Regions from separate parts of the Homo sapiens genome. Here region 2 is linked to region 1. A link is an interaction called in ENCODE POLR2A ChIA-PET data of the cell type or tissue named here. Cell type or tissue: K562. All regions are shown on one strand. Links, peaks and the distances in the headings refer to the core of each region. The heading gives the core; the rest is flanking DNA. Region 1 has its middle 50 kb from the start of LINC02635. Region 2 overlaps PARD3 (par-3 family cell polarity regulator).

Region 1 (16,088 bases), core at 7,407-9,906:
CATTCTCTTTTTCTTTCTTTCTTTCTTTTTTTTTTTTTTGAGACAGAGTCTCGCTGTTGCCCAGGCTGGAGTGCAATGGTGCGATCTCGGCTCACTGCAACCTCCACCTCCTGGGTTCAAGTGATTCTCCTGCTTCAGCCTCCTGAGTAGCTGGGATTACAGGTGCGCACCACCACATCCGGCTAATTTTTTGTATTTAGTAGAGATGGGGTTTCACCATGTTGGCCAGGCTGCTCTTGAACTCCTGGACCTCAAGTGATCCGCCCACCTTGGCCTCCCAAAGTGCTGGGATTACAGGCATGAGCCACAGTGCCTGGCCTACATTCTTTTTTCTAATTGCCAAAAACAATTGTATGTACTTATGGACAAACAACAATTGTATGTACTTATGGTGTACAAGATGATGTTTGCATATATGAACACATGGTGGAATGACTAAAGCTAATTAACATATCAATTTCCTCACATACTTATCTTTTTATGGTGAGAACATTTAAAATCTACTCTATTAGCTATTTCAAATATATAATACATTGTCATTAACTATAATAATTAGTGCTTTTTGAAAAAGACAAAAGATTATGAGTCGTTTCTACACATTCTTTTTTTTTTTTTTTTTAGAGAGTGAGTCTCACTGTGTCGCCCAGGCTGGAGTGCAGTGGCACAATCTCGGCTCACTGCAACCTCTGCCTCCTGGGTTTAAGCGATTCTCCTGCCTCAGCCTCCTGAGTAGCTGGGATTATAGGCATGCACCACCATGCCTGGCTAATTTTTTTGTATTTTCAGTAGAGGTGGGGTTTCCCCATGTTGGTCAGGATGGTCTCGAACTCCTGACCTTGTGATCCACCCATCTCGGCCTCCCAAAGTGCTGGGATTACAGGGGTGAGCAACTGCGCCCAGCCCTACACATTCTTTTCCATTCTAAAAACTAGTTATTCATGGAAACAGGATACAACTGATTCTTAGGAACACGAATTACATCAGCATGGAAAAGTGTCTAGTAAGATGTGGGTAATGATGGAAGCCAAAGTGGAAGCTCAAGTAATCTCCATCTGAAGCAACTGTAAAACCAGAAAGGAAGCCCTCAGAATTTTGGGGGTGCTCCATGCAAAAAGCAAAGATAGGTCTTAGATGGTGAATTTATTTCTATATTAACATTTGATCACCTCACAAGGAGAGAAGATGTGGAAGAAGTACCTTTTAAAGAAATTCAGAAGATATGAAGTGAGTTATCCCCTACTCCAACTGAATGCCAGGATTCCTACACACAGTGAAAGAGCTTTTACTCAGCAGGCTTATTATGTAATATGTGTTCAGAGTTCAGATTCTTAAGGGCAGAACGTAACAACTTCAGCCTATAAAGGTAGGTCAGAAATTGCTTTTTTTTTTTTTTTTTTTAGAGACAGGGTCTCACTTTGTCACCCAGGCTGGAGTGCAATGGTGTGATCTTGGCTCACTGCACCCTCGACCTCCTGGGCTCAAGTGATCCTCCCACCTCAGCTTCCTTCAAGCTGGGCCTACAGGCACTAGCCACCATGCCTGGCTAGTTTTTAATTTTTTGTAGAGACAGGGTCTCACCATGTTACCTAGGCTGGTCTTGAACTCCTGGCCTAAAGCAATTCTCATGCCTTGGCTTCCCAAAATGTTGGGATTACAGGAGTGAGTCACCATACCTGGCCAGAAGTTGCATTTGATGGCAGAGAGAGATACTACCTGGAAATCATCATATCCACACAACAAGTAGCATCTTTAATTTAAATGTAAATGTGATTTCTTTGCAGCTTGGTTCAATTCCATTCAGGCCCTGAAACTGTTAGTCAAAATCAACTTGTTGAGCAGAGTTACATGTTCTGAGTTTCAATACTGCAATGTAAGAAAGAAAACAAGGACAGATTGATGATTTCAGGACAGCATCTGAGTTTACTCATTCCACATTAGAGCTGTGTGAAGATTGCCTCGGAGTGGCACAGTGTTGATGTTTCTGCCTGTGTTTAATTTCTTGATTTCACGAACAGCTTGGATTTTTTTTAAAGTGCTTCTGACTCATTCACATGTGGTTGCCTGACATAAGCCCACACACCATTTGCTCACAAATATGTCAATGACTGAATCCACCAAGAGCCTCGACCTGAGAAACCTGGGCCTAGATTACTGAGAGGATCTGTGGCTGCTTGTATATAGTCTTTCTCCCCATCAGCTCCATGATTCAGTATCATAGTTAATATGGAATTCTCCCTTGTTAACATGAAAATCGCTTTGGCAAAGTGTTATGTTTGTATGCAGAGCTTGGAGTTAATGTCAGGAATTTCATTTTCTTTTTTTTTTATTTTTATTTATTTATTTATTTATTTATTTTTAGAGAGATGGGGTCTTGTTATGTTGGCCAGGCTTGTCTTGAACTCTGGACCTCAAACAATCCTCCTACCTCAGCCTCCCCAAGTGCTGAGACGACAACCGTGAGCCACCGCACCTGGCCTTCTTTTTCTTCTAAATGCTGAAGTTAGATTCTACAGGGACCTAAAGGGAGTGTTAGTCCAAAGTCTTCTTTGCCCCTCAAAGATACTCTTTAAAAATCCAGTTCTTATCCTCGTAACTCATAAATACCAGACAGACGCAAGGTGCAGGAAGTCATGCCCTCTGCATCAGTGGATTCACATCCATGGATTCAGCCAACGACCAATCAAAAATATTAGGGAAAGGACTGGGTGCGGTGGCTCACACCTGTAATCCTAACACTTTGGAAGGCCAAAGTAGGCGGATCACCTGAGGTCAGGATTTCAAGACCAGCTTGGTCAACATGGTAAACCCCCATCTCTACTAAAAATACAAAAATTAGCCAGGCATGGTGGCGCATGCCTGTAGTCCCAGCTACTCGAGAAGCTAAGGCAGGACAATCACTTGAACCTGGGAGGAGGAGGTTGCAGTGAGCTGAGACTGCGCCACTGCTAAGGCAGGAGGGTCACTTGAGCTCAGGAGTTTGAAAAATATTGGGGAAAAAAATTGCATCTGTACTAAACATGTATAGGCTTTTCTTTCCTTGTCGTTATTCCCTAACAAGACAATATTCACACGTCATTTATATTAAGCTTTTTTGTTTGTTTGTTTTTTGTTTTTGTGGTTTTTTGCTTTTAGAGACAGGGTCTTACTCTGTTGCCCAGGCTGGAGTGCAGTGGCACCACCATAGTTCACTGCAGCCTTGAACTGGACTCAAAAGATCCTCCCTTTTCAGCCTCCCAAGTAGCTGGGAGGGACTACAGGTGCACGCCGCCAAACCCAGCTCATTAAAAAAAAAAAAAATTTGTAGAGATAGGATCTTGCTATGTTGCCCAAGCTGGTCTTGAACTCCTGGCCTCAAGTGATCCTCCTGCCTTGGCCCCCAAAGCACTGAGATTACCACACTTGGCCTCAAACAGCCCTCCTTGTCCCTGTTAGTCTAGTAACCTCGTCTAATAACTGTACCTCGTGTTTATTGACTCTCAGGGAATTGCATCCTCTTTGGAGACGATCTCATGTCTATGACTTGAGTTAAGCATCAGAGATGTTCTCTTTTCACGGAGCTAATAGTCCATTACTGGCAACTGACATTAAAAACATGACCCACACCCACCTCTGGGGAAGAGCTGCCCTGGCACTTGGCAGCCTCCCGGGAAAGGTAGTTGGGGTGAGGGTGTCACCCCCAGAAGGAGGTGGTGAAATGAAGCATCCACATCATACAGTGGCGACCAGAGGAGGAGAGCTTCCTATATTCCCGGACCCCAGCCGTGCCTCAATGAGCAGAGTTCTTACTGGAGCCGCAGAAGCGTATTAACCTCGCGACCCCATGACTTGCACAGAAGCGGGTTCTTTCTCCACACTCCCTGCCTCCGTGGGCGACCGCCTTCATCCTTAATATCCAACGTGACATGAAATATCTACAATAGCAACCAAATCACTGACACCAGATGCGATGTCAAATGCTCTGCATTACCCAAACAGCTGAATCGGGGCCGCCATCCGCACTTCCAGCTTCAGCCCTGGAAAACCACCCTGTAGGGTGCACTGGGGCTGCGGCTGCAGCTGTTACCTGGCAGCTTAGCTCAGGGAGCCCTCTCCTCTGCCCTTCCGGGCTGGCCAGGTTAGGGGCTCTCTGAGACAGTGACCCCCGGAGGCTCCTTTTCAGCTGCTGTCCTTTGTGTAGCATCAGTTGCTCTCCAGGGTTCACCACCTCCTGAGAGGACTTCACAGCTGCTCCGGGAAAGAACCACTCCCTCCTTGCCCTTTCTTCTCATTTCATTTTCCTGAGAAGTCAGAGCCATTCACCGCTCACTGCATAATCAGTTTTATCAAGATACTAATGAATTTAAGAGGCTTATTTGTCCCCTTGGATGTCGCTAAATGCCCACTGCTCAGAAATACAGCTGTGTCATCCTCCCTCAATTTCCATCCGCACTGAAGCTATGACGGAGCAGGAGCTTTGTTTTGCTTGGGGCAGCTGCCACTCTGTGACACACATCAAAGGGTGTGCGCTTCCACCCGCATCTCCCAGGCGCGCAGTAAGTGGCATTTCAGGGAGTTTGATGGAACCATCTGAGTAAGTACTTGTGTTTAATGAGATTCATTCTTCATGTGTTCCCACTAGCCGCAAGACGGTTTTGCATTTACCGGAATTGTAACACCATAACACTCCATTTTAATGACGGCCGGTGGCAGCTGGCACCCCAGTTCACAGCACCAACTTTTTGTTAATGATATGCAATTGGAATATATTTATCCCCTATTGAGAGATGGGAGCACAGCAGCCAATTGGCTTGTGCTTGTCTGACTTAAGCATAAGGATCAGAGTAACAAGGACCCAGTTTTCATGACCTGTTATCTTTTGCTACGTCCCAGGTCCCGAGAGCCTTGAAGACTCATAAATCCCCACTGAAGATCATGAGCCTGAGCATCTGAGAAGCAGCCAGGACTTTGTTCCTAATTATTTGCAAAAACAGGCTCCTTAGGCTTGCATCAGAAGTCCTTTGGAATAAAATCAGACCTCAGGAGGATGCCTACAGGTAGGAAGAACATGAAGAAATTTCATTCATTTATTTATTCACTCAATAAACAAATTCAAACAATAAACAATAAAGAAGCAGGCTGGGGCCAGACATGGTGGTTCACACCTGTAATCCCAGCACTTGGGGAGGCTGAGGGGGGGTGGATCACCTGAGGTCAAGAGTTCAAGACCAGTCTGGCCATCATGGTGAAACACCATCTCTACTAAAACTACAAAAATTTAGCCTGGCATGGTGAAACATACCTGTAATCTCAGCTACTTGGGAGGCTGAGGCAGAAGACTCCCTGGAACCCAGGACATGGAGGTTGCAGTGAGCCGAGATCACACCACTGCACTCCAGCCTGAGTGACAGAGCGAGACTCTGTCTCAAATAAATACATAAAGAAAGAAAGAAAGAAAACAAAGAAGCAAATATGTAGAACATCAGAAGAAGAATCATGAAAAGAAGTAAATTTTGGTTAAATAAAGAATGTTGGAGTCTCAAATTGATCAAGAGGATGTTTTTGTTACCTTAGGAGGGTTCAACTGGATTGCAATGATAAGAGAGCTGAAATTGAAAACATTTTAAAATGAGCAAGCCAACTCTAAAAGATCTCCAAGGCAAAGAAACCCTGACCTTCCCACAGTGATTTCAGCTCATTTTTAGACCCATTTAGTGTCTAAGATTTAGAGGCACAGAAGATCAGAATCTGCCTGTCCTGACATAGCATCCAATCCTGAGAACAATGAAATAGTCACCCTCATTTGACATTTTTTTTTTCTTCTTATAAAAATTATATAAACTCTGGCCAGGCGCGGTGGCTCACACCTGTAATCCCAGCACTTTGGGAGGCCGAGGTGGACGGATCACCTGAGGTCAGGAGTTCAAGACCAGCCTGGCCAACATGGTGAAACTTCGTCTCTACTAAAAATATAAAAATTAGTCGGGTGTGGTGGCGGGCACCTGTAGTCCCAGCTACTCGGGAGGCTGAGGTTGGAGAATCGCTTGAACCCAGGAGGTGGAGGTTGCAGTGAGCCAAGGTCATGCCACTGCACTCCAGCCTGGGCAACAAGAGGAAAACTCTGTCTCAAAAAAAAAAAGAAAAAAAGAAATATATATATACATATACATATTCATTATAAAGACTGCAGTCATTATCTATAGAAAATGAAAAGGAAAAGAAAGAAAAAGAATTGAAAACAAAAAGTGAAAAGGGAAAGAAAAAGAAAAATAAATAAAAAGTGAAAGAAAAAGAAAAAAATCGTCCATAATACCATCACCAAAAATAGCTTCCATCAAATATTGGTTAGAGACATACATGTGTTTGCATGTGTTTACATGTGTTTGCATGTGTTTATATTTTTCCCACAAAAGGGTGAGCATACAGTATATCTCAGTCTGTTTGTCTTGCTACAAAGGAAAATCAGACTGGGTAATTTATAAAGAAGAGAGATTTATTTGGCTGGCAGTTCTGCAGGTTGTACAAGAAGCATGGTTCCAGCATCTGCTTCTAGGGAGGCCTCAGGAAGCTTCCACACATTGGGGAAGGTGAGGAGGAGCCAGTGTGTGCGGAGATCACATGGCAAGAGAGAGCGCAAGGGAAAGAGAGGGGAGGCACCAGGCTCTTCTTAACAGCCAACTCTTGAGGGAATTAAGAGTGAGAACTCACTCAAACCCCCCACCCCAGGGAAGGGATTAATCTATCCATGAGGGTCCCACTCACATGACCCAAACACTTCCATTAGACCCACCCACAACACTGGGATCAAATTTCCACATGAGGTTTGAGGGAGGGACAAACATCCAAACTGACACCCTCCATTTTGTTCTATATCTTCTGTTTACGTTTACTTTCTCTCCCATGCCACTTAACATCTGCACAGTCATTTAGAATTGTGGGATCATTGCCTAGTTTTCCATGGAATAGATGTAGCATAAATAACTTTACCTAACTCCTGAAAGAAAAAGAATGTCAGGGTGAGGGTAGAGTTTGTTATTCTGTGTTGCTTGGTCAGAATGCCTGACTGAAAGGCTGGGTTTGGTGGCTTGCGCCTGTAATCCCAGCACTTTGGGAGGCTGAGGCAGGTGGATTACTTGAGGCCAGGAGTTCAAGACCAGCCTGGCCAATATGGTGAAACCCCATCTCTACCAAAAATACAAAAATCAGCTGGGAGTGGTGACAGGTGCCTATAATCCCAGCTACTCAAGGGGCTGAGGCATGAGAATTGCTTGAACCTGGGAGGCAGAGGTTGCAGTGAGCCAAGATTATGCCACTGCACTCCAGCCTGGGTGACAGAGCAAGACTCCATCTCGAAAAAAAAAAAAAGAGATCAGGAGCAATGGCTCAAGCCTGTAATCCCAGCACTTTGGGAGGCCGAGGCGGATGGATCACGAGGTCAGCAGTTTGAGACCAGCCTGACCAACATGGAGAAACCCCGTCTCTACTGAAAATACAAAATTATCTGGGCATGGTGGCACATGCCTGTAATCCCAGCTACTCGGGAGGCTGAGGCAGGAGAATCACTTGAACCTGGGAGGTGGAGGTTGCAGTGAGCTGAGATCACGCCATTGCACTCCAGCCTGGGCAAGAAGAATGAAACTCCGTCAAAAAAAAAAAAAGAAAGAAAGAAAGGAAGGAGGGAAGGAAGGAAGGAAGGAAGGAAGGAAGGAAGGAAGGAAGGAAGGCAGGCAGGCAGGCAGGCAGGCAGGCAGGCAAGCCTAACTGACAACAGGACACTGAGGATCACCCTGAAGGAGGAGGAGTGGATAGCGAGTCATGCTGCTCTCTGGAGGAAGCCTGTTTGGGGTGGGAGGACAATGCCAAGGGCCCTAAGGCAGGACTATGCTTGGAATGTCCAAGAAAGAGCAAAGAGGCCACAGGCGAGGAGGTGAGACTATAGGAGACAAGTTCAGAGAGGGAGTAGAGGCCGAGTGATACAAGACTGTGACCAGCGTCAGGTTGTGGGCTACTGCTGGGTGGAGGAGAAGCCAACAGTTTTACACAGAAGACAGACATGCCCGATTACATCTTAATGGGCTCCCCAGCTTCTGTGTTACCATAGACTACCGTGGGCAAGGGCAGGACAGAGAGACCCGTCAGGAGCTGTACTAGTCTGCAAGGGCTGCCATAACAAGATACTGCGGCCTGGGCAGCTTCAGCAACAGACATTTGTGTTCTTACAGTTCTGAGACTAGAAGTCTCAGATCAAGGTGTCAGCTGGTTTGGTTTCACCAAGGGCCTCTCTCCTTGGCTTGTGCACAGCCACCTTTGTGCTGTGTCCTCACATGGCCTGTCCTCTGTCTGTGCACCCCTGTGTCTCTTCCTCTTCTAAGAACAACAGTCGTATTGGATCACGGCTCCACCATTATCATCTCCTTTCACTTCTTTAAAGGCACTATCTCCAAATATAGTCATGCCAGGGATTAGGGCTTCTGCATATGAATTTTGGGAGGACATAATTCAGTTCATAACAGGAAGTGACTGCACTAACCCCAACAAGAGAGGACTGTGCTTGGACCCTGGTCTTACCAGTGGAGATGGTGAGAAGGAGCTGGGTTTCAGCTCTTTTTCTGAAGGCTGAATGAGACAGAACCATTTTTGTCCCAGCATTCGTGAGTATCAAGAATGAGTGGAAGGAAGACATTAAATTGTGAATGCTAGAAAAAAGAGTAGTGAAAGGGTCAGGGGGCTGGAAGGAATTTTCTTTTAGCTCCTCTGTTTTTTAGCCTCTTAAAACAAGCCTGTAGTGCAGTCTAACTGAAAGAAAGTAGAAATATGAAGGCATTTTTATTTTAATATAAAAATTTATTTAAAAGCCTTTAGCTCTTGAAATTTAAAAGTACAATTAAAAAATAAAGAAAGGCATTTTGTTAGCTTTTTATTGAAATATAATAAACTTTCAGTAACATGCACGTATCTTAAGTATACAGCTCAATGAGATTTTACATATGTACACACTCATGTAACCACCTCTCATGTCAAGATATAGAACATTTCCAGTTATCTGGAAGCTTCACTCATTGCCCTCTCCCAATCAAGAGCTCCCCAGAGGTAACCACTATCTTGATTCTAACAATATGAATTGGTTTTACCTATTCTTGTACTTTGTATAAATGGAATCAAGTGATGTGTATTTTTGTGTGTGCATCTTACTCTTTTCACTCAACATTATGCATATGAAGTTTATCCATGCTGTTTCATGCAGCTAAAGTTCATTCACTTTATGGGTGGGTTAGTATTCCGTTGTATAAATAGACCACAATTTACTTATCTCTTTTATTTCAGATGAAGAGTTGAGTTGCGTTCACCTTTTAACCATTATAATGTAAGTACAGTTTCAATAAAAATATCTATGTATGTCCTTTTGTTAGGCATATGAACTCATTAGGAAAAGCATTTCTTCTCATCAAGTAAGAAATAGTTCCCTTTCTCAATTAAAAAGTAGTCCCTTTTCTGGCTGGGTGCAGTGGCTCACACCTGTAATCCCAACACTTTGGGAGGCCAAGGCGAGTGGATCACATGAGGTCGGGAGATCAAGACCAGCCTGGTCAACATGGTGAAACCCTGTCTTAATTAAAAAAAAAAAAATTAAAAAAGTAGTCTCTTTCCTTCTCTCTGTCCAGAATCTTGTTAACAACAAAAATGAACACTTTAGGACTCCTCAAGCATGATCACTTTCAGGATGGTGCTGGAGCTAGTTCATCCAAGCTCAGGAGAGCCCATTGTTAAGTTTTCAGGAATCTTGCAAACTGAATGCTAACCACAGACTTTATTAAAAGTAGATTTATATGCATTTCAATTAATTTCAAAAAAATTGAAGAGGAAAGAATACTTCCAAATTCATTATATGAAGCCAGCGCTATCTTGATATGGAAGTCAGACAGACACTACAAGAAAAGAAAACTACAGACCAATATTCTTGGTGAATATTGACATAGAGATTCTCAAGAAAATACTAGCAAATAGAGTTCAATAGAACAACTAAAATATTATACATGATGACTAAGTAAGATTTATTCCTGGAATGCAAGGATAGTTCAACATATGAAAATCAAACAATGTGATATATGACATTAAAGATGTATGACACTAGAAGAAAACTATGACCGGACGTGGTGGCTCACACCTGTAATCCCAACACTTTGGGAAGCTGAGGCAGGTGAATCACTTGAGTGCAGGAGTTTGAGTCCAGCCTGGGCGACATAGCGAGACCCTGTCAAAAAAAAAAAAAAGAAAAGAAAAGAAAACTGCCTCAACATAATAAAGGCCATATATGAGAAGCACACACAACTAACATCATGTTCAATGCTAAAAGACTGAGAACTTTTTCCCCAAGATCAGAAACAAGGCAAGGATGCCCACTTTCACCACTTTTATTTAACATAGCACTGAAAGTCCTAGCCAGATCAATTAGGCAAGACAAAAAAAAAATGCATCAAATTGCAAAGGAAGAAATAAAATGATTTATGTTCCCAGACAACATGATCTTTTAGGTAGAAAACCACAAATATTCCACCAAAAACATCTGTTAGAACTAATAAACAGATCCAACAAAGCTGCAGGATACAATCTCAACATGCAAAAATCAGTTGCACTTTTATATACTAACAATGAATAATCCAAAAGGAAATTAAGAAAATAATTCCATTAACAGTAACATCAAAAAATATATATATTGAGGAATAACTTAGCCAAGGAGGTAAAAAATGACACACTGAAAACTACTGCCAGTTACAGTGGCTAATGCCTGTAATCCCAGCACTTTGGGACGCTGAGGCAGGTGGATTGCTTGAGCCCAGAAGTTTGAAACCAGCTGGGCAATTTGGCAAGACTCTGTCTCTACAAAAATAAAAATTAAAAAAAGTAGCCAGACATGGTGGTTTGCGCCTGTAGTCCCAGCTACTCAGGAGGCTGAGGTGGGAGGATCACTTGAGCCTATGAAGTCGAGGCTACAGTGAGCCATGATTACACCACTGCACTCCAGCTGCCTGGGCAACAGAGCAAAACCCAGTCTCAAAAACGAAAAGAAAAGAAAACTACAAAACATTGCCAAAAGAAATTAAAGAAGACACAAATAAATGGAAAGATATACTGTGTTTGTGGGTTAAAAGACTTAATATTGCTAAGACGTTGATATTGGCCAAAGCAGTCTATAGATTTAATACAATTCCTATCAAATCTCAAGGGCATTTTTTGCAGAAATAGAAAAACCTATTCTAAAATTCAGACACCAGGGTTCCTGAATAGCTAAAGCAATCTTGAAAAAGAACAACGTTGAGGCCAGGCGCAGTAGCTCACGCCTGTAATTGCAGTGGCTCATGCCTGTAATTGCAGCACTTTGGGAGGCCAAGGTGGGTGGATCACCTGAGGTCACAAGTATGAGACCAGCCTGCCCAACATGGTGAAAGCCCGTCTCTACTAAAAATACAAAGATTAGCAGGGTGTGGTGGTGCATGCCTGTAATCCCAGCTACTCGGGAGGCTGAGGCAGGAGAATTGCTTGAACCCAGGAGGCGGAGGTTGCAGTGAGCCGAGATTGTGCCACCGCACTCCAGCCTGGATGACAGAGCAAGACTCCATCAAAAAAAAAAAAGAGAGAGAGAAATAAATAAATAAATAAATAAATAAATCTCGTCTCTACCAAAAATGAAAAAAATAAAATAAAAATAAAAATAAAAAAAGTAGCCAGGTGTGATGGTGGGTGCCTGTAATCCCAGCTACTTGGGAGGCTGAGGCAAGAGAATCACTTGAACCTGAAAGGCGGAGGTTGCAGTGAGCCGAGATTGCACCACTGCACTCCAGCCTGAGTGACAGAGTGAGACCTGGTAAAAAAAAAAAAAAAAAAAAAAAAAAAAAAAAAAAAGAACGAAGTTGGAAGTCTCACACTTCCTAACTCTAAAAAATTTATTACAAACCCACAGTGATCAAAACAGTATAGTCCAGCCTGGGCAACATGGCAAAACCCTATCTACAAAAGATACAAAAATTAGCCAGGCATGGTGGTGCACACCTGTAGTCTCAGCTACTCAGGAGGCTGAGGAAGGATCATGTGAGCCCAGGAGGTTGAGGCTGCGGTGAGCCAAGATTGTGTCACTGTATTCCAGCCTGGGCAACAGAGTGAAATGTTGTTTCAAAAAACAAAAACAAACTGTGTAGTATTGGCATACAGACAGACATATAGACTAATGGAAGGGAATAGAGAGCCCAGAAGTGCTCATTTTGGCAGCACACATACTAAAATTGGAAAGATACAGAGAAGATTAACATGGCCTCTGTGCAAGGATGACAAGCAAAAATCAAAAATTATTTTAAAAAATTAAAAGAATACAGGGTCCAGAAATAAACCCTCATACGTATAGTCCAATAGTTTTTAAATTAGGGTCCCAAGACTAGTCAGTGGAGAAAGAAGTATTTTCAACAAATGATTTCAGGAAAACTGGATATCTGCACGCAAATGAATGAAACTGGACCCTTACGCTATATGCAAAATTTAACTCTAAATGAATCCAAGACCTAAATGTAAGACCTAAAATGATAAAACTCTTTTTTTTCTTTTTCTTTCTTACCTTTTTTTTTTTTTTAGAGATGGGGTCTCACTGTGTTGCCCAGGCTGGTCTTAAATTCCTGGGATCAGGCCATCCTCTCGCCTCAGCCTCCCAGAGTGCTGGGATTACAACTGTGAACCACTGTACCTGGCCTATACAACTCTTAAAAGAAAACATAGGGAAAGCACTTCATGACAATGGATTTGGCAATGATCTCTTGGATATGGCACCAAAAGCACAGACAACAAAAAAAATATCGATAAGTTGGACTACATCAAAATTAAAAATTTCTTTTTTTTTTTTTTTTTTGAGATGGAGTCTCACTCTGTTGCCTAGATTGGAATGCAGTGGTGCAATCTCAGCTTACTGCCACCTCCACCTCCCGGGTTCAAGTGATTCTCCTACCTCAGCCTCCTGAGTAGCTGGGATTACAGGTGTGAGCTACCGCGCCTGGCTAATTTTTTTATTTTTAGTGGAGACGAGGTTTCACCATGTTGACCAGTCTGGTCTTGAACTCCTGAGATCAGGTGATACACCTGCCTTGGCCTCCCAAAATGCTGGCATTACAGGCATGAGCCACCGTGCCTGGCCAGATTTTTTGAAAATATAGTGGACACCATGTAACTAATACAGAAAAATTCTAAAGGAAATAAAGATGCTGAATTTCCAGATTTCTTTATAGGAGATGAAATGAAAAAATCAACATCCTATTACAGTTGCTGGAAAACAGATGATGGGTTTTGTTAGAAGAAAATGCCCTTGAACTTGAACCAAGGTAGTTGTACATAAGCCGCCCCTCTGTATCTGCCTTCAGTACTCAGAATTTATTGCCCTCAAGCTGAAGAATGTTAGGCTGGAGATGACACTTTATTTATTTATTCATTTTGAGATGGAGTCTCACTCTGTCACCCAGGCTGGAGTGCAATGGCGTGATTTTGACTCATTGCAACCACTGCCTCACAGGTTCAAGAGATTCTCTTGCCTCAGCCTCCCAAGTAGCTGGGATTACAGGTGCCCACCACTACACCTGGCTAATTTTTTGTATTTTTAGTAGAAACAGGGTTTTGCCCTGTTGGCCAGGCTGGTCTCGAACTCCTGACCTCATGATCCACCTGCCTTGGCCCCCCAAAGTGCTGAGATTACAGGCATGAGCCACTGTGCCCAGCTGAGATGACACTTTTGACAGTAAACAGATAAGCAGCTGGATCCTACTCAACCAGAGCTATAACCAAAAAATCTTCCGAACAGTGAATGACATCACAGCAACAACGGCCTTTCTAGGAATTTTCCAATTCTGTGTTTTAGATTTTAGAGGCCCTAGGCAAAATAGTGAAAAAATTATCCTCAGAGAGCACCCCACCACCATAAGCTCTTCTCCCCCAAAACAAGCTGTGTGTGTCTCCATTTCAGCACTTCATATGGGAGTCTATGCACCTAAGCCTCTCCCGTTCTGTCAGGAAGTAGGTGTTCCTGGTCCCTTCCCTGCTTCTGAAGGTGATAGCCAGCAAATGCCATCACTGAATCTAGACTAACACAAATTGCGTAAAAATATGGCCCTCCTTTGGCCACATACTCACATACTGGCATTTGTATTTTTCTATTATTATTTTTATTTATTTGTTTATTATTACTTTTTTTTGAGATGGAGTATCACGCTTGTCACCCAGGCTGGAGTGCAGTGGCGTGATCTCAGCTCACTGCAACCTCTACCTCCCGGGCTCAAGCGATTCTCCTGCTTCAGCCTTCCAAGTAGCTGAGATTACAGGCACCCACCACCACGCCCGGTTGATTTTTGTATTTTTAGTAGAAACGAGGTTTCACCCTGTTGGCCAGGCTGGTCTTGAACTCCTGACCTCAGGTGATCTGCCCACTTCGGCCTCCCAAAGTGCTGGGATTACAGGCGTGAGCCACCATGCCTGGCCCATACTGGCATTTTAAAGAACCTTCTCCGGTGTCACTAAGAAACCCTAGAGAAATACAGTTGATCTTTGAACAACACGGGTTTGGATTGCAGGGGTCCACTTACATGCAGATTTTTTTTCAATAAAAGCTGCACTAAGTGTGCCTGCCTCTCTTGCCTCGACTCCCACTCCCTCCACAACTTCTGCCTCTGCCACTGCTGGGACAGCAAGACCAACCCCTCCTCTTCTTCCTCCTCCCCCTCAGCCTACTCAACATGAGGATGATGAGGATAAAGACCTTTACGATGATCCACTTTCACTTCAGGAATAGTAAATACATTTTATCTTCTTTATGATTTTCTCAATAAGCTTTTCTTTTCTCTAGCTTACTTTATTGTATAAATATAGTATAGAATACTTATACTAAACATGGGTAATTGACAGTTCATGTTACAGGTAAGGCTTCTGATCAACAGCAGGCTATCAGTAGTTAAGGTTTTGGGGAGTCAGCACTACGGGGGTTGCCAGCTCAGCCCTCACGTTGCTCAAGGGCCAACTGTACTTTTTTTATTTATTTTATTTTTTTAGAGACAGTATCTCGTGCTGTAGCCCAGGCTGGACTGCAGAGGTGCAATTACAGCTCACAGCAGCCTCAACCTCCTGGGCTCAAGCAATCCTCCTGCCTCAGCCTCCTGATTAGCTGGGACCATAGGCGTGCACCACCATGCCCGGCTTTTTTTACTTTTACTTTTGGTGGGGTCTCCCTATGTTGCCCAGGTTGGTCTCAAACTCCTGGGCTCAATCTATCCTTCTACCTCGGCCTCCCAAAGTGCTGGAATTGTAGATGTGAGCCACCGCATTGAGCCCAACTGTATCTCTCTTTTTTTTTTTTTTGAAACAGAGTCTTGCTCTGTCACCCAGGCTGGAGTGCAGTGGCATGATCTCAGCTCACTGCAACCTCCACCTCCCGGGTTCAAGCAATTCTCCTGCCTCAGCCTCCTAGGTAGCTGGAATTACAGGCGCACGCCACCACACCCAGCTAATTTTTGTATTCTTGGTAGAGATATGGTTTCGCCATATTGGCTGGGCTGGTCTTGAACTCCTGACCTCAGGTGATCCACCCGCCTCGGCCTCCCAACGTGCTGGGATTACAGGTGTGAGCCATCGCGCCCCGCAAAAAGTACTATTTCTGAAAATAATTTTTTGTTAGATATTTAGGCGTCACAAGTGCAGATTTCTTAACATGCATATATTGCACTGTGGTAAAGTCTGGGCTTCTAGTGAACCCATCACCTGAATAGTGAACATTGTACCCATGAGTAGTAGATCAACCCTCAGCTCTTCTTACTTTCCCACCTTTTGAGTCTCCAATGTCTATTATTCTATTCATGGGTACCCATGGTCCAGCTCTCACTAATGAGAACATGCAATATTTGACTTCGTGTTTCTGAGTCATTTCACTGAACATTTCACTGAATAATGGCCTCTAGTTCCATCCATCTTGCTATAAAAGACATGATTTCATTATTTTTTATGCCTGAGTAGTATTCTGTGACATGGGCCAGGCACAGTGGCTCACACCTGTAGTCCCAGCACTTTGGGAGGCCGAGGTGGGCCGATCAGCTGAG
Region 2 (16,088 bases), core at 6,932-9,431, 160 kb before region 1:
TGATCTCCTGACCTCATGATCTGCCCGCCTCGGCCTCCCAAAGTGCTGGGATTACAGGCTTGAGCCACCGCGCCCAGCCAATGCACCTTTTTTTTTTTTCTTATAAAAAAAAAAAAAAAAAAAAAGAGTCAGCTCTGTTGCCTAGGCTGTGGCGTAGTGGTAGTCCTGAACGCCTGAGCTCAAGTGATCTTCCTGCCTCAGCCTCAAGTAGCTGGGACTACAGGCATGCACCACCACACTTGACTAGTTTTTTTACTTTTTATAGAGATGGGGTCTCACTACATTGCCCAAACTGGCCTCAAACTGCTAGCATCAAGCAATCCTCCCGCCTCAGCCTCCTTAAGTCTGGGATTACAGGTGTGAGCCACTACACATAATCAAAGCCATTCATCATTTTAAAGACAATCTCTGTCCTTTGAACCAATAAAATAATCACAGTGCAAAGCTCCGAGTTCCTGGTGAACAGGCTGAAAAGACAAAAGGGAACACTGCTAACAGATTTTTCAACCACTGCTTTCTTCTCCGAAAATTTTCTTCTTTTACTTTTCTGCATGAATCTTAGTTTCAAATTTTAGACTCAAATCACCAAAAGGTACTGTCATCCCCCTAAAAAAAGGTTCTAAAGTCATAAACAAGATAAATAACATAATGTCTTGAATATCTGTGAGGAAAAATTTCTCCTTGATTCCTCTGGTAGGTGCAATGTTTTTTATCCAAATCTGTTTTCGAAGTCTATGACAGCATTTTGCATCTTTTTCTTTACTTAGAGCCTTCATTTATATTAGAACTTCCTCACATCTAAAATACATATTTCCACAATATCTGCACAGGAGGTTCAAACACAGTGATCATGACTGAAAATTATAGTTAATTACTAGTCAGCACTAAAAATAAAAAATTTAAGTTCTTATTCTCATCTAACACAGTATCTGGTTAACAGAAAGTTGCAAATAACTGTGAGGTGTGACATGCTACAGCCTGTCCTTCATCTACCTGTCTTTCCTTTTCCACTTCCTGACTCTTAAATTGTCTTTAAGAAAACATGTCCTGGCCGGGTGCGGTGGCTCATGCCTGTAATCCCAACATTTTGGGAGGCCAAGGCAGGCAGATCACTTGAGGCCAGGAGTTCGAGAGCAACCTGGCCAACCAACATGGCAAAACCACATCTCTACTAAAAATACAAAAAAATTAGCCAGGCACGGTGGCTCACGCCTATAAACCCAGCTACTCGGGAGGCTGAGGTGGGAGAATCGCTTGAACAAGGGAGGCAGAGGTTGCAATGAGCCAAGATCGTGCCACTGGGCGAAACCTGTCTCCAAGAAAAAAAAAAAGAAAAGAAAAGAAAAAAGAAGAAAATACATCCTGAAAACCATTGCAAATTCTACTCATGCCAACTAGGACCATGCCCAGGATTCTGGTCCCCAGTTAACCTCATCAGTGACACATTTTTCTGCCGCTGGTCATAAAATTCAGAGTAAACGATGCCCCATTTTGTCCTTGCACTGGAAGGGTTCTGCTGATGATGCTTCAGTATACTATTAGAAAATTCTCCTCTCTTCTAGATAAACCTGCATCTGTAGACATAAAATGTTTGGGCATATAATTTAATTTCCTAAACCAGCTTCCTTATTGGCAGACTTTGATACTCCTAAAAATGCATCTGTTCCTGACCCCTTTGCAAGCACTCAAAGTATTCATTCTGTAATCCAATATTGGCCTAAACTATGAAATGCTAGAAAATGCTATAATTATCTACATGGGCCACTTTAAGAAAACCTCATGCAATCAGGGCTTAGTACTAACATGAGAAAAGCTAGGATAAACATTAGCTGAGTAAAGAAAAAGTTTTAAAATCACATCAACTTTTTTGGAGTATCCAACAATTTCCACATGCCACTGCTATATGTTATTTTACACATTCTTTTTAACAAATCCCTTCAAGAAAGGTAGTATGCTCCCCATTTTACAGATAAGGAAACCCAGGTTCAGGGAGAGGTAAGCAATTTTTCCAAATAACACAGCTAGAAAGTGGCAGAGCATTATTCCAAAGTCTTTCCACTCCACCACACTATGCCTCATAACCATCTGCAGAAGAGCAGCTTTGGAATGAAGGATATTAGGAGAGGCAAGTGAATTGTCACTGGGAAGTCACTGTGTTGCCCACAATTTCCTTCTTCCTCTTATCACGTCACACTGTCTACAGAAGGACACCTCATGATGAGTCATTTTCTAGTTGGGGCACTCAAGCACTAAGGCCCTTCAACTTACAGACAGTGTAATATGGAAATGTGTTTTAATCCTGGAAGCACTGAGTTTGGATTAATTTCACTTTACTCATTCACAGAAGAAAAAAATTCCTGAGAACAGCTCCTACCTAAAATGCAAGAACTAGAAAAGTCCAAGCCCACCCTGTGAAAGGGCACACCTGGAAGCTCCTTAAGTTGGTGACGGATGACAAGGAAGGTTTAACAGCACAGGAAATTCCCCCATGGTATAAATTATACTAGGTGTGACTGAAACGGCTAAATTAGGTCATGATAGATGGTTGTGTCAGACAGAACAGGTTATGCAAACAAAGACTATGACATGGAGGATGATTTTTGCTGCACAAAAAGAATAGAAAGAGGCGGAAGGAAAAAGCTACAGAATCATAGGCACTGAAGATAAATGAAAACTAAAATAAATGAAGACAAAATTAAATGGCTTCCAGTAATCAAAATTCAATACTGAAACTTTTTTAAAAAGAAAAAAAGAAAAAAAAACTCAATACTGAGAATAGATACAACTCAATGAGAATTGGATATGAAGCACTTTTTTTTTTCTAATAGGAACCAAAGAAATATACTACGGCATAGAAAACTGGCTCAGAACAGGGTATGCAACGGATTTTATTCACACGTGTAAATCTTTAAACTTAGGTCCTAAATGGTCCTATCACATTAGAAGAAAAACAATGTACATAATATTTAATCAATGAGTAAGCACTTACTAGATACACTGTGCTCTTGAGAACTGTTTCACAAGTGGCCTTGCTAAAGTAGAATATCACATTTTAGCTAGAACCACCCAAGTATTTCTAAAAGTGACTGGTATCTATTCCACGCATCAACAAAAGGGAAAAAGAAACTTCTAGAACTTTCCACCTCAAACATTTCACTGAAGGATGATGCACATAGCAATCAAACATTCCGATTTTAAGCAAGTAAAAGAGAGCAAAGAAAAAGTATTCATATAAAACAGGAAGTGAGAGGGACAATTTGAGGCAGCCAATTCAACAGCACATCGCCTAAGGCCAAGGCAGAATTATTTTCAGCAGGCAACATGCTACGCACAAGGATTTCAGCCAGCATAACGTGTGTGCTGCGGTAAAAATACTACTGAAGAGGATTCTTGAATAAAGGCACCCACCATGGCATTTCACAAGTCACTTTATTCCACATGTGGAATAAGAGACAAACTGCCTTATGGCTTAATTTTTAATATCATGTGAAAAGCTCTGCACATACTGCTGCGCTTTCTGATTTTTGTCTACTTTATTAGCTGAGAACACTTATGAATCTAAAAATACTTCGTTTTGGGGAGTGGAATTCCTTTATTCGTATTTGCACATGACTTTACCTGTCAAAATCTTTCACAATGCCACTAGGTATATAGGTTTCAACAAGTTTAGTATAATTCCAATCTTAGCCAACTATATTATGTAAGTAATCTCAATGTGGGAGGCAGCCTCTAAAATGATCTCCCTATCTTCTGGTTTTTATGTCTCTGTGTAAACCCCTCCCCAATCTACCTTTTTTTGGCAGGCGGGGTGTGGGGGACAGCGCAGCGGTGTAGAAACAGTATTTATTATGTTGCCCAGGCCGGTCTCCAGCTCCTGGACTCAAGTGATCCTCCCACCTTGGCCTCCAAAAGTGCTGCGATTACAGACATGAGCCATTATGCCTGGTCCCAATCTACTACTTTTTTTGTTTGTTTTGAGACAGGGTCTCACTGTGCCACCCAGGCTGGAGTGCAGTGGTAGGATCTCTGCTCACTGTAACCTCCACCTCCTGGGTTCAAGTGATTCTTGTGCCTCAGCTTCCCAAGTACCTGGGATTACAGGCACCTGCCACCATGCCCGGCTAATTTTTGTATCTTTAATAGAGAAGATCGTTTCACCTTGTTGGCCAGGCTTTCTAGAACTCCTGACCTCAAGTGATCTGCCCGCCTCAGCCTCCCAAAGCGCTGGGATTACAGGCATGTGCACTGTGCCCAGCCCCATTCTACTTCTAATATAATAGCAGAAGTGACAGGATGTTGCTTCCAAATTAGTTTATAAAGAGCATGTGCCTTCTGTTTTAGGCACTCACTGGCTCTCTCTCAGATTAGGAGCTGCATGTGGTGAGGAGTTGACACCTCCTGTCAACAACCACCTGAATAAGCTTGGAAGCAGAATGCCCAGCCCTGCTCCAGCCTTCAGATGACTGCAACCTGAGACAGACAGCCGTGGAGATCCAACTAACACACACCTCAAGTCCTGGCCCACAGAAACTATGAGTCAGTAAATGTCTGTTTTTTAAACCACTAAGTTTTGGGATAATGTGTTATACTGCAATAAATAAATTAAATTAAATTGGATAATTAATATATTTCTTTATATATGATCCTGTCACAGAACATATAACATTATTTGGACATAAAATTCAACCAAAAACAAAAAAAAAGTGGGGTGAAACACAAATATATTCAAGTACCTAGCCTTAAAAAAACAAAAGGGGTCAGGCACAGTGGCTCATGCCTATTATCTCAGCACTCTGGGAGGCTGAGGCAGGCAAATCACTTGAAGTCAGGAGTTTGAGACCAGCCTGGCCAACATGGTGAACTTCCATCTCTACTAAAAATACAAAAATTAGCCAGGTGTGGTTGCGTGTACCCATAGTCCCAGCTACTCGGGAGGCTGAGGCAGGAGAATCACTTGAACCCAGGAGGCTGAGGTTGCAGTGAACCACAATCACACCACTGCACTCCAGCCTGGGTAACACAGCGAGACTCTGTCAAAAAATAAAAGGAATCCCCATTTGGATTATCTTTCAAACATAAAAAAAATTATACACATATTCTGGTATCTAGGCTAGTTTAAAACAAAACAAATCAGATTGATTATTTTTCAGTCCTAAAAAGTAATTAGTGAAACATTTTAGAAATATAGCCAAGTTATAAAATTCCTGGGAGATTTCCAGTGGCAAATAATGGCCTATTTCTTCTACTAACTCACATAAAATGATTCAGCATTCCTCCCTTGATGATTAAAATGAGCAGATTACCCTGGAGAATCAATGTTAAGCAAAGACAAATGCCTGCCTTCCATTATCTTTTTGTAGTATTTTATGTTCTGCAGTGCACTATACTTCTACAAAGAAAGGGCTATGGTGTTCTACTTAAGAAAACGATGAGTCCTAAAGGAACAAAGTACAGCCACCAAAAAAATTATGTATATCATGATAAACGAACCAGGGAGGATGATGTGTCAAGGATGGGATTAGAAAAAGTGCTTACACACATATAAACATAACATAGATATAAATACAAATACATATATATAAAATATAAATACAGGTATACGTGATTTGAACACAGCCACAAAAGAGCATTCAATTTTATTTCACGAAGCTATTTTGAAGCCCTAGTTTACACCCATACTTTTATTGACATTGAAATAAGTTGGTCTTTAAAAAAGAAAATCACATAAATAGAAACTCTAATGCTGTTTCCAAACCTGAAAGTCACCCAGGTCACTCCTACAATAGGTTCAGGTTCTAAAACAAAACCCTAAAACATTTATCAACCCACTTTACTAAACAGTTTACTTTTTTGTGTGTGAGAAAGAGAGAGGCAGGGAGGGAGAGGGAGAGAGAGAGAGACAAAGAGACAGAGAGACAGAGAGAGAGAGAGAGAGAGAGAGATGGGGTCTCACTCTGTCGCCCAGGCTGGAGTACAGTAACACGATCACAACTCACTGCAGACTCAACCTCCCAGGCTCAGGTGATCCTCCCACCTCAGCCTTCCTCCCATCCCAGCCTTCAGCTGGGAACACAGACACATGCCACCATGCCTGACTTTTTTTTTTTTTTTTTTTTGTAGAGATGGGGTCCCACTAGGTTGCCCAGGCTGGTCTTGAACTCCCGGACTCAAGCAATCCTCCAGCCTCAGCCTCCCAAAGTGCTAGGATTAAAGGTGTGAACCACTGCACCCAGCCAAAAGTTTACTTTTTAAAAGGCTCTATCTATATGATGTTAAATACTTGACAAAAACTCTTACGTTCCACAAAATAGTCTTGATGTATTGGAGACTGGGAGTCGGGGAAAATGACTGTTGCTGATGAAGAAACACTAGCCATTTGTGCTGGGCTGGCAGGACTCTGCACTCACAGTGAAGATGAGCCATAGACATGACTTCTAGGGTTCCCACATTCAGCTACCAGCAAACCTACCAGCTACCACTAGAAGCACTACATTTACTTTGCAAATATAATACACACCTGGTATGTTTTAAGAATAAGAAACATTGTACATCAGACCATCAACATTATCACATGATTCAAATCAACACTCCATACACTGAGAATTTTCATGCCAGTGGGGGCACTGAGGGACAGATTCTATCAGAAGGCGTATTTGTTCACCATCTTAGTAGTTCTTAAAGGGGCAGAACCACTGCCCAGAGGACATTTTGGAAATTTTGTTGTCACAATGACTGGAGGTCACTGCTGGTATTTAGTGGCGGAGGTCAAGGACCTCTAAACATTCTGCAATGTGTGGGACAGTCCCACAAAAGGAAGAAATTGTCTTCAATATCTAAAGGTCCCACCAGACACTCGGGTCAGAAATTTGTCTATAATTTTCTGAGCCTTGAGCTCATAAACACAAAGTATTTTTGCCCAGTGTTGACAGTGCATGGGCAATGCATTCCTGAAATAGTAACTTTCTAAGGAAAGGTCACTATTTTTGAAGAGCTGAGGGCTGCAGCAAGGTTGTCTGTGATATTAAGTGGCAATGCCACCCACCTGCATCAGCTTGCCAACCTGTGTCCTCTGGGGGAAGGTGGGAGAAAGACACAGGGTCATTCCCTGTATCATTGCAACTTCCTGCAAATCTGTAATTATTTCAAAATTAAAAGAAAAAATAGAGATGTTGAGTCATATGGGGCTGAGAACCATCACCATGAACTTATCAGCTTTAAGGTAAGGATAAATGTCACCACTCCACCCCACCAAGGCCAAAGCAATCTTCATCTCATTTACAGCCCATTTCTAACCCATCACCTACAAACTAGACACCTGCAGCTGTGTCTAGCCCACGGCCACCTGGGTACTCAGGAGAGACGGCATGTGGGTACTGGAACCCACATCTCCTGGCTTCCTATTCAATGCTTTTGCCACAACACAGATTATGTGATTTTCTGCCACCATGTATACTGGGTAGAAATATTCCCAAATACTATAATAATTTTTAGGCAGCACTTTCTTTTCAGAATTGAAATAAATTCAAATGACTTAATCTCCTCCCAGCCATATACTAATAAGATCCAAATATGTCAGTGAAGTCACTGGATTTTCACTTAGTTTACCAATAAATAGGCACTGGTTCCCAAGCTTTTATACTCAATGGCATAAAAAGAAAACGGAATTTGTACAACACCGTGGGACTGCTCATACCTGGCTTCCTCAAGGACTAAGGTGCATCACCGTCCTGCATGCTAGTTGGGAAGATGACCCAGGCACTGGTCATATATTATTGCAGCTTTATGATTCTCAAGAAACCCAATAGAAATTTCTTAATCAACAAGAGTTTGTCTGCAAGACCTTAAGGAAAATGGGCAACCTAGGATTTCTTTGAAACTTCTGAAGGAAGGCATTCTAAATGCAGGGTGCTCATTAAATATAAGATCTCCTAATTATACACTCACCTGACATGTTATGGCCCGCCTACGTACTTTAGCCAATGAATGCAATCTCCTTGAATAAAAAATGGTGGTTGGAAAATACAGTTTAAAATAGAATTCCTTAAGAGTCCTTCCTCATCTTTGAGTGATACATGTAGAAGAATCTATAGGAAAAATGATATATTTTGGGGGATTTGCTTTGAACTAATCCAGCAGGTACTGGAGGAAGTGGGGAAGGGAGTTACAGATAAACAAGACCGGCCATGTGTCTGTGCCGGCAGCTGCTGGAGCTGAGTGGTGGGTGCCTGAGTGCTCATTATTCTACTCTCTGTTTACTTTGAAAATTTCCATAATGAAACATTACTAAAAAAAAAAATAGCTTGGTGTGTGTTAAGGGTAGTGTGCTAAGAGGTAAATGGTGGGAACTGTTGACTGGAAAGAAAATGAAGGCAAAACTGAGCCCAGGAGTGGGAGCAGGGTTTCCCTCACAAGTTGGCTCTGAACCACCTTTTCTGAGACAGCTCTTATAGATAAGCACCTGGCTGTCTTGTGTTTCTCATTAGCCCAGCACACAGTGCTCAAAGTACTGTTAAGATGAAAACATTTATCTTCATAAACAGCCTGCACTGTCCATAATCTATGTACTTCACCTTCCTATAAGATGAAAAGTTTACGAAGTTAGGATTAGGTCTCATCCTTCTCAGTGCCACCCACAGCAGGAAAGACAGCTATTTGCCAACTATTAGACTTTAGCATCCTCCCTTCCTTTTGGTATACGAGAGCCAAAAGTAAACATAGTATTGAGAGAAAGACACACCTGCCCCTTCCCCCAAAAAGATACAGTTCAAATTCAACGCACTGATTTTCTGGTACCTTTATCCAATACTTCCGTCCAAAGAAAAATACAAAGTTTAAGGGTGAAAGCTCAAATCTAAGCAAGATGTCCAAAAACCCATACTTCCGATTTATAGCATTCCATCCATACTATTTGTGTCCCAGGTAACAGCTAGTGCAACCCCCAGCTCAGGAGAAAGAAAGCCACATTACATAAACCAGGCATGGTTTTGAGTAGAGCATTTCTTCTTAAGATTTGGGCTTCTTCGGCCAGGTGCAGTGGCTCACACCTGTAATCCCAGCACTTTGGGAGGCTGAGGCGGGTAGATCACCTGAGGTCAGGAATTTGAGACCACCCTGGCCCACATGGTGAAACCCCGTCTCTACTAAAAATACAAAAATTAGCCAGGCATAGTGGTGCATACCTGTCATCCCAGCTACTCGGGAGGCTGACACAGGAGAATCACTTGAACCTAGGAGGCAGAAATTGCAGTAAGCTGAGATCACACCACTGCACTCCAGCCTGGGCAACAGAGTAAGACTCAAAAAAAAAAAAAGATTTGGGCTTCATCCAGCCTTTGTACTAAAAACAGGAGCAGTGATATCGTTAAGCGCTTATTTCTCAGAGGAGAAGGAAGAAGAGACCTTAATGGTAGTATTAAAGTGGCTAACATCTCTGCAGGGATTGTGAGCCACGGAACATTCTCAACAATTTTCATTTATTAACTCATGTGATCCTCATTCAATCCTAAAAGTAAGTACTATTATTACACACACACCCCATTCCACAGATGAGGAAACTGAGGTACTGCAATGTTAGGTAATTTGCCTAAAGATTACACAGAGCTGAATTTCAAATCCAGACAGCCTACCTACAGTCTGTGCTCTGAACCACCCCAATAGGGAATCTGAAGAATCAAACTATCTTTTATTGAAATTACTCCTTTTAGTGTTATGAATCAACAGTCCAAGTTAACAGTGCATTTATTAATGATTCACTGGTTACCAAGTCAATCAACACGTTGTACTTGCATCAGAATAAAGCATCATGGATTAACCAATACTAAATTATGTTTTATTACTTGTATTTTATCAGACTTCTTAGTAAGGATCTGTGTAATCCTGTATGGGGGACGTGGGGGGATCACCCAAAGCTGACACTAGCAGGTCAGAAGTGGGTATTTGCCAAGGGAAACACTTCAAGGTACAAGAGCAGATTTAAAATACTCTGATTCAACACAGACATCTGCTCTGCCAGAAGCTACCATCTGCTTCATATCCCAGACAGCAAAACATTTCAATAAGGAAGTGTCAAATCTGACTCCTAATCAGGAAACAATTATCTACATTTGCTACTAGCCCCAAAGCTGATTCGAAACTCCTGAGGCAAAAGTTAATGGAAAAATCACAGTACAGATACACATTCTAATGAGACTAGACATCAGCCAAGATTCCTACCAGCTCTAATATTTTTAAAATACTTAATTGACAAAAAAAAAAAAAAAAAAAAGACCCAGAAGATCTAAGATGAGAGATGTTGAGAAAATTTTCAGAGGAGGAAAAAAAGCAGGGGTATAGAAACAAAGGCCTTTGAGGAAAAAATTCAAGGGACTCCCTGACTCAAAAGGACCTACCGTCAGACAACTATGCACACAATTACAACGCAGGAACGTGGTGTAAGGCATCTTTAAGATAACCACAGTGACTTTCGGAGGCTCAAACAGGCAAGCACTAGAGCCTGTTAGGATGTTAGGAAAGGTTTTGTGGAAGAAACCAGCAACTGAGTTAGGTCCTAAAGAATCCGCATGTCCTCAGACCTAGACTCAGCGAGAAAGGAGGCATCCCAGGGAGAAGAGGTCCCACAAGCAGCACATCCCTAAACAGGAGCTGCAGCGCCCAGGACTCCTGCAGTGTCATTCATAAAGATGGCCTGAGACAGTGGCTTGGGGCAAACTGGAGACAGAGGCTACAGAAACCCTCTGGAGTTCAAGCAATGAACATATATTCAGCACCCACTATGGGCCCAAGGCTGGGGATTCAGCATGAACTAGAAAAACAAAGTGCTTGTTTTAACAGAGCTGGGAGTCTAGGCAATGAGACAAAGTCAAACATGTAAGATAATTTCAGTTAGTAAGAAACACGCTGAAGAAAATAAAACAAGATCACGAGATAGAGAGGGACAGGTGGAGTGCCACCTGATGGCACAGCAGCTGGGAAGCGTCGCTACCTGAGAACTCGCCATGTTCCTCTGAAACGTGTGCTCAGGGTAGGGGAGAAAGGAACACAGCTCAGGAGGTGCACATCCTATTAACTGGCCCTCACAGAGTGCCCAGAACACTCAGCAGCCTGACGGACTCCGTGACTTTTTAATTCAACCTCATTAATTGAGCTAATGAGAGGTTACTTCCAAAAAGACTTTGGTATGCTGGTGGGACTATACAATTACAGCCTTTCTTCTGTTTGTTTCTTTGTCTGTTTGTTTGTTTTTTGAGATGGAGTCTTGCTCTGTCACCCAGACTGGAGAGCAGTGGCATAATCTGGGCTCACTGCAGCCTCCGCCTCCTGGGTTCATGCGATTCTCCTGCCTCAGCCTCCTGAGTAGCTGGGATTACAGGCACGCGCCACCACCCTGGGCTAATATTTTTGTATTTTTAGTACAGACGGTAAAATACAAAAATATTGTCTGGACATGGTGGCGCACCCTTGTAATCCCAGCTACTTGGGAGGCTGTGGTGGCAGTGGGCCAAGATTGTGACACTGCACCCCAGCCTGGGTAACAGTGAGACTCTGTCTCAAAAAAAAAAGAGATTTTTAAAGGGATGAAAATATAAATGTTAAGCAATGAGATTCTAATCTTTCTATAAGAAGCATGAGTTTGTTTTCAAAAACATATGTGCAATTTTTTCTTCTTTGAAACTATTTTTCAACATCTCCTTACGTTGTCAGTCCTCACTTAACTAGACTTCAGTGCTCTAAGGATATTCTACTGTCCAAGTTCTCCATACATGAGCCTGTGAACTCCAAAAATCTGAGACAGATCTCGGTCAATTTAGGAAGTTTATTTTGTCAAAGTTAAGGATGCACACCTGTGACACAGCCTCGGGAGGTCCTGATGACAAGTGCCCAAGGTGGTCAGAGCACAACTTGGTTTTATACATTTTAGGGAGACATGAGACATCAATCAATATATGTAAGATGAACATTGGTTCCATCTGGAAAGGCGGGATAACTCGAAGCAAAGGCGGGACAACTCGAAGCAAAGGCGGGACAACTCGAAGCAAAGGCGGGACAACTGGAAGTTGGGAAGGGGCTTCCAGGTCACAGGTAGATAAAAGATAAGAGACAAATGGTTGCATTCTTTTGAGTTTCTGATTAGCTTCTCCAAAGGAGGCAATCAGATACACATTTATCTCTGTGAGCAGAGGGGTGACTTTGAATAGAATGGGCGGCAGGTTTGCCCTGAGCAGTTCCCAGCTTGCCTTTTCCCTGCTTAGTGATTTTGGGGCCCCCAAGATTTATTTTCCTTTCACAAGCCCTATTACTCAACACTCTGAGGGTGTCACAGCAGAGTGAAAAAGAGAAGGGAAAACTTACTTGGCTCTGGCCCACTTTTCTTCTCTGCACTCTGGATGGTGGAGCCAGGCAAATGGCTTGGTCCTTGGCTGCCAGCCCTGGCTGAAGCCCTGCACACATGCCACTCCCTGCTGAGCGCACTCAGGGTGCGGCTCCACCCCAGGCATGGTGACAGAGCTCTGAAGGGAGGTGAATATCCAGTTCCCAGCGCCGAACTCCAGTTCACGTCACCCTCGGTGCCCAAACTTTACCGCTCAGCCCACCTAAGATACACTGCTCATTACCCGCCCTCTCAAGGCTCGGATCAATAAACTCCCTTGACTTCTGCCTCCTGCCAAAACTGAATGAATTCCATTACCCCACCGTCTCTCAATCTCAAGCTGGTGTCACTGTCAGCAAACCTTCACCCTCCACATAAACAAGGTGGCCCCTTCTGCCCCAAGTCATGCTTTGCAGCTGTCTGCACAGGGCTGATGGCACAGCCAACCCCCAGGGCTTCTAGGATGCTGGCAGACCTCCACGGATACTGAGCACCACCGGTACGGCGACCACCAGGGCTAGGTCTGCCTACCAACACCCTGACCGAATCAGTCACAAGCTTATCTGCCCACCCCTATAGCCACATTCTCACTTAAAATACTGCCTCCAAATGGCTTAACGGAATGCCTCTGAAAACTGAACACCAAATCGACACTGCCAAAAAACACAGTCAGCCCTGAATTCAGCCCACCTCCTCCCATTTATCCTCTCCAGGTGAAAATCATTACTGTAATTTTTTTTTTCTTTGTCTAAAACCATACCTCCCGGCACTTTGGGAGGCTGAGGCAGGTGGATCACTTGAGTCCAGGAGTCCGACACCAGCTTGGGCAACACGGCAAAAACCTGTCTCCATAAAAAATACAAAAATTAGCCTGGCACATAGTGGCACGTTCCTGTAGTCACAGCTACTCAGGAGGCTGAAGTGGGAGGATCACTTGAGCCCAGGAGGTCAAGGCTTCAGTGACCGTGATCATGCCACTGCACACCAGCCTGGGCAACAGAGGGAGAGAGAGACCATGTCTTTAAAAAAACAAACAAACAAACAAACGAACAAAAAAACAAAACAAAAAAAAAAACAAGAAAACCATACCTAGTGTTCTTCAGTTATACACTTTTCTCAAATTCATACACACACACACACAATTATAACCATTTCATACTTACAAGGGGTCCTTTCCTAAGTGACATTAATTCAGAATGTGGGGTTCCCCTTCTCTAGTACACCCTTACCATCAAACCAGCTCCATCTGGTTAAAATACAGCCCCAATTTCCCTGCTCAAAAATTTTCACTGGCTCCCAATGACTTCCTCAGTATTAGCGGATGGCCCTTCATCCAAGACCCTCCGGGACAGTCATTTCCTAGCCTTATCTTCTGCCTGCAGACCACATCACCCAGCCAAATGTTTCCTGCTCCTTAGACACAAGTCACCCTTCATGCTGTTTCAGTCACCATGCCCACACATCTGTCCTTCTATGAAGATCTAGTCAATGCCATCTCCTCCCAAAAGTCTTTCCTGGTTATGGCCAATCCATGATCATCTCACACCTTTGAACTGCAAAAGCACTTCTTACTGCTGATTAAAACTATCACTTTTTGCCTGGTATTCTAAGCATTCTTAAACGGAGATGACACCTCGAGCCCTCGGCTAGCCTGTAAACGCCTTGAGGGCAGCACCTCCAACCAAACACCCTGCACATAAAAGGGTTATCTGGATGTGATGAAGTAACTTGCTCCCAGACTTTTCATCCTAGAGGCCCTGAGGGTCAGGAAGAACTGTAAGTGAAAGGGAGCCATGGGCATTTCTGAGCAGGAAACTCTTGCGCTGGACCTGCATTCTGAGAAAATCAAGGTGTCCCGGCAGAGCAGAAAACGCTAGCCTTGCAGTCAAGACTCACCTGCCACTTACAAGGTATGTGGCCTTGGACAGATGACTCTCCCACCACGGACCACAGGAATCTAATCTAGAACTTTTGCTTTCAGAGTAAATTAGGAAAGGCAGATAAATTGTATCTTAAGTTCCAGTTTCCTAGGGGTATCACCTGCAATGATGTAGAGATTCCAAGACTCCAGACAGGGATGTGCCCTGTTCTCAGTTTCCATGACAGACCCGGAAAGGTGGGCAGCAAAGTGAGGCCATGGATTTGCCAGCCCTGGGCCCCGTGATCTTTAAGGTCTGACATCATTGGATTTGGAAAGGCTTTGAGATGCTCCTCTGGGAACTCAAAACCCTAAAAGTCTACAGGGTTGTTCTGCAACGGAGATGCAGAACTCCCTGTGATGGAAGACATAAAAGGGAAAGACGGAGAGACAAGAGGAAGGAGGGAAGGAAGAATACCAACCTAGTATTAAAATTGGTCACTTGAAAACATGCAAGCCCTGTGATTTTCATCAGGAAACTGCACAAAAAGTAAATTCATAATGTCTTTTAAAAGTTTGCATTCCTCTGATTAAAATGTTCTGGCTTTTGAAAGCAAATGGTGATGCTAAATGTGCTGGGCACAATGGTTACATCAGGAAGAAAGACGGTGCAGCTCAGAACGTGGCTCTGCCTGTCCCTGTGGTTTGACTCAACATTGCTCAGCCTCCCCTCTTCATCTGAGGTAACAGCAACAACTATGCCCCCCACACAGGATCACTGTGAGATTAAAGGGGTCCCACGTGTAGCATAGTGCCTGGCACATGGGGAGCAAAGAGTGAAGGAAGGCTGGCTACAGTTATTATCACCATCATCAAGATCATGACTATGTCATTAGCAGCATATTTCTGTCAGCGTGTTAATGCAAAACAATTTTTTAAAACAGAAAAGTTACACAAAACTGAGAAAGAAAAATGACGTCGGTCAGCCCGACCTAGTCTTACAAAATTACTTGCTGGCTTTTCTTTGGTGTCTGGTTTTGATGCCAGCCAAGGAACAGTTGTCACTAACTCTTTTCAATTTGGTGGTGTATCTTATGAAGCAAGAGGTGCTTAGACAAAGACACACACATGTTCAGGCTGGTATACAGAAAAGAACTGATCTGATAGAAATGAACATCCTGTGCTTTCAGGTAGAAACAAAGGAGTTTTTCAACAGAGTGAGCTCAGATCTTGTATTCTGGAGCTTCAGAGGAATACAGCAAGTTAAAATGACACTTTTTCCTAACAGCTCGCCAGGATAAGCCAATGAAGATGGGTCACACCTGGAAACAACTTCCATCAACCCCTGGCAGGGGTAAAAAGTCATTTGTGGATCCCTTTCACAAAGGTAAATACCAAGGAAGTTCTGCAGTCTGGAAGGTAGAGTGGCCTACATTCATCTCGCCCAACAAGCAGAATGCAAGATGCACCCCTCCAGGGGTTCCTGCTTTCACTCACAAATCCAGAATGCCCTGGTCAGTTCTATAGCAGAAAACCCAAGCTCACTGGGCGTGGTGGCTCACACCTGTAATCCCCGGACTTTGGGAGGCTGAGGCGGGTGGATCACTTGAGCTCAGGAGTTCGAGACCAGCCTGGCCAACATAGTGAAAGCCCGTCTCTACTAAAAATACAAAAAATTAGCAAGGCCCCCTGTAATCCCAGCTACTTCAGCCTGGGTGACAGAGCAAGACTCCATCTCAAAAACAAATAAAAAATAAAAGGACTTGCATTCCTCGAATAAAAGTTATTTTCTCATTATCAATTGTAAACCTGTTTTTAAATGTTGATACCAACTGACAATATCAAATGTAAGACAGTATCTTT

Evidence for each region. Peaks named below come from ENCODE experiments on the same cell type or tissue, not always from the same donor. Only the 100,000 strongest peaks of a DNase experiment are listed, where the experiment ranks them.
Region 2: POLR2A ChIA-PET joins it to region 1 with 5 read pairs; 4 of 35 experiments call an interaction of 5 or more read pairs at or near these places.

What each region holds. Positions count from the first base shown.
Region 1 is chr10:34,914,551-34,930,638 of GRCh38, forward strand. It overlaps the pseudogene RNU6-847P. Among named protein-coding and RNA genes, the nearest start is that of LINC02635, 50 kb to the right of the region's middle. RefSeq lists an enhancer at 3,533-4,200 and a silencer at 8,177-8,377. In K562, for the core only: no CTCF peak of the experiment used is centred there; no DNase peak of the experiment used is centred there; H3K27me3 peaks cover 490 bases.
Region 2 is chr10:34,756,374-34,772,461 of GRCh38, forward strand. The region is part of intron 1 of PARD3 (par-3 family cell polarity regulator); the gene reads right to left. Among named protein-coding and RNA genes, the nearest start is that of PARD3, 51 kb to the right of the region's middle. In K562, for the core only: no CTCF peak of the experiment used is centred there; a DNase peak (open chromatin) is centred at 8,448; H3K4me3 peaks cover 592 bases.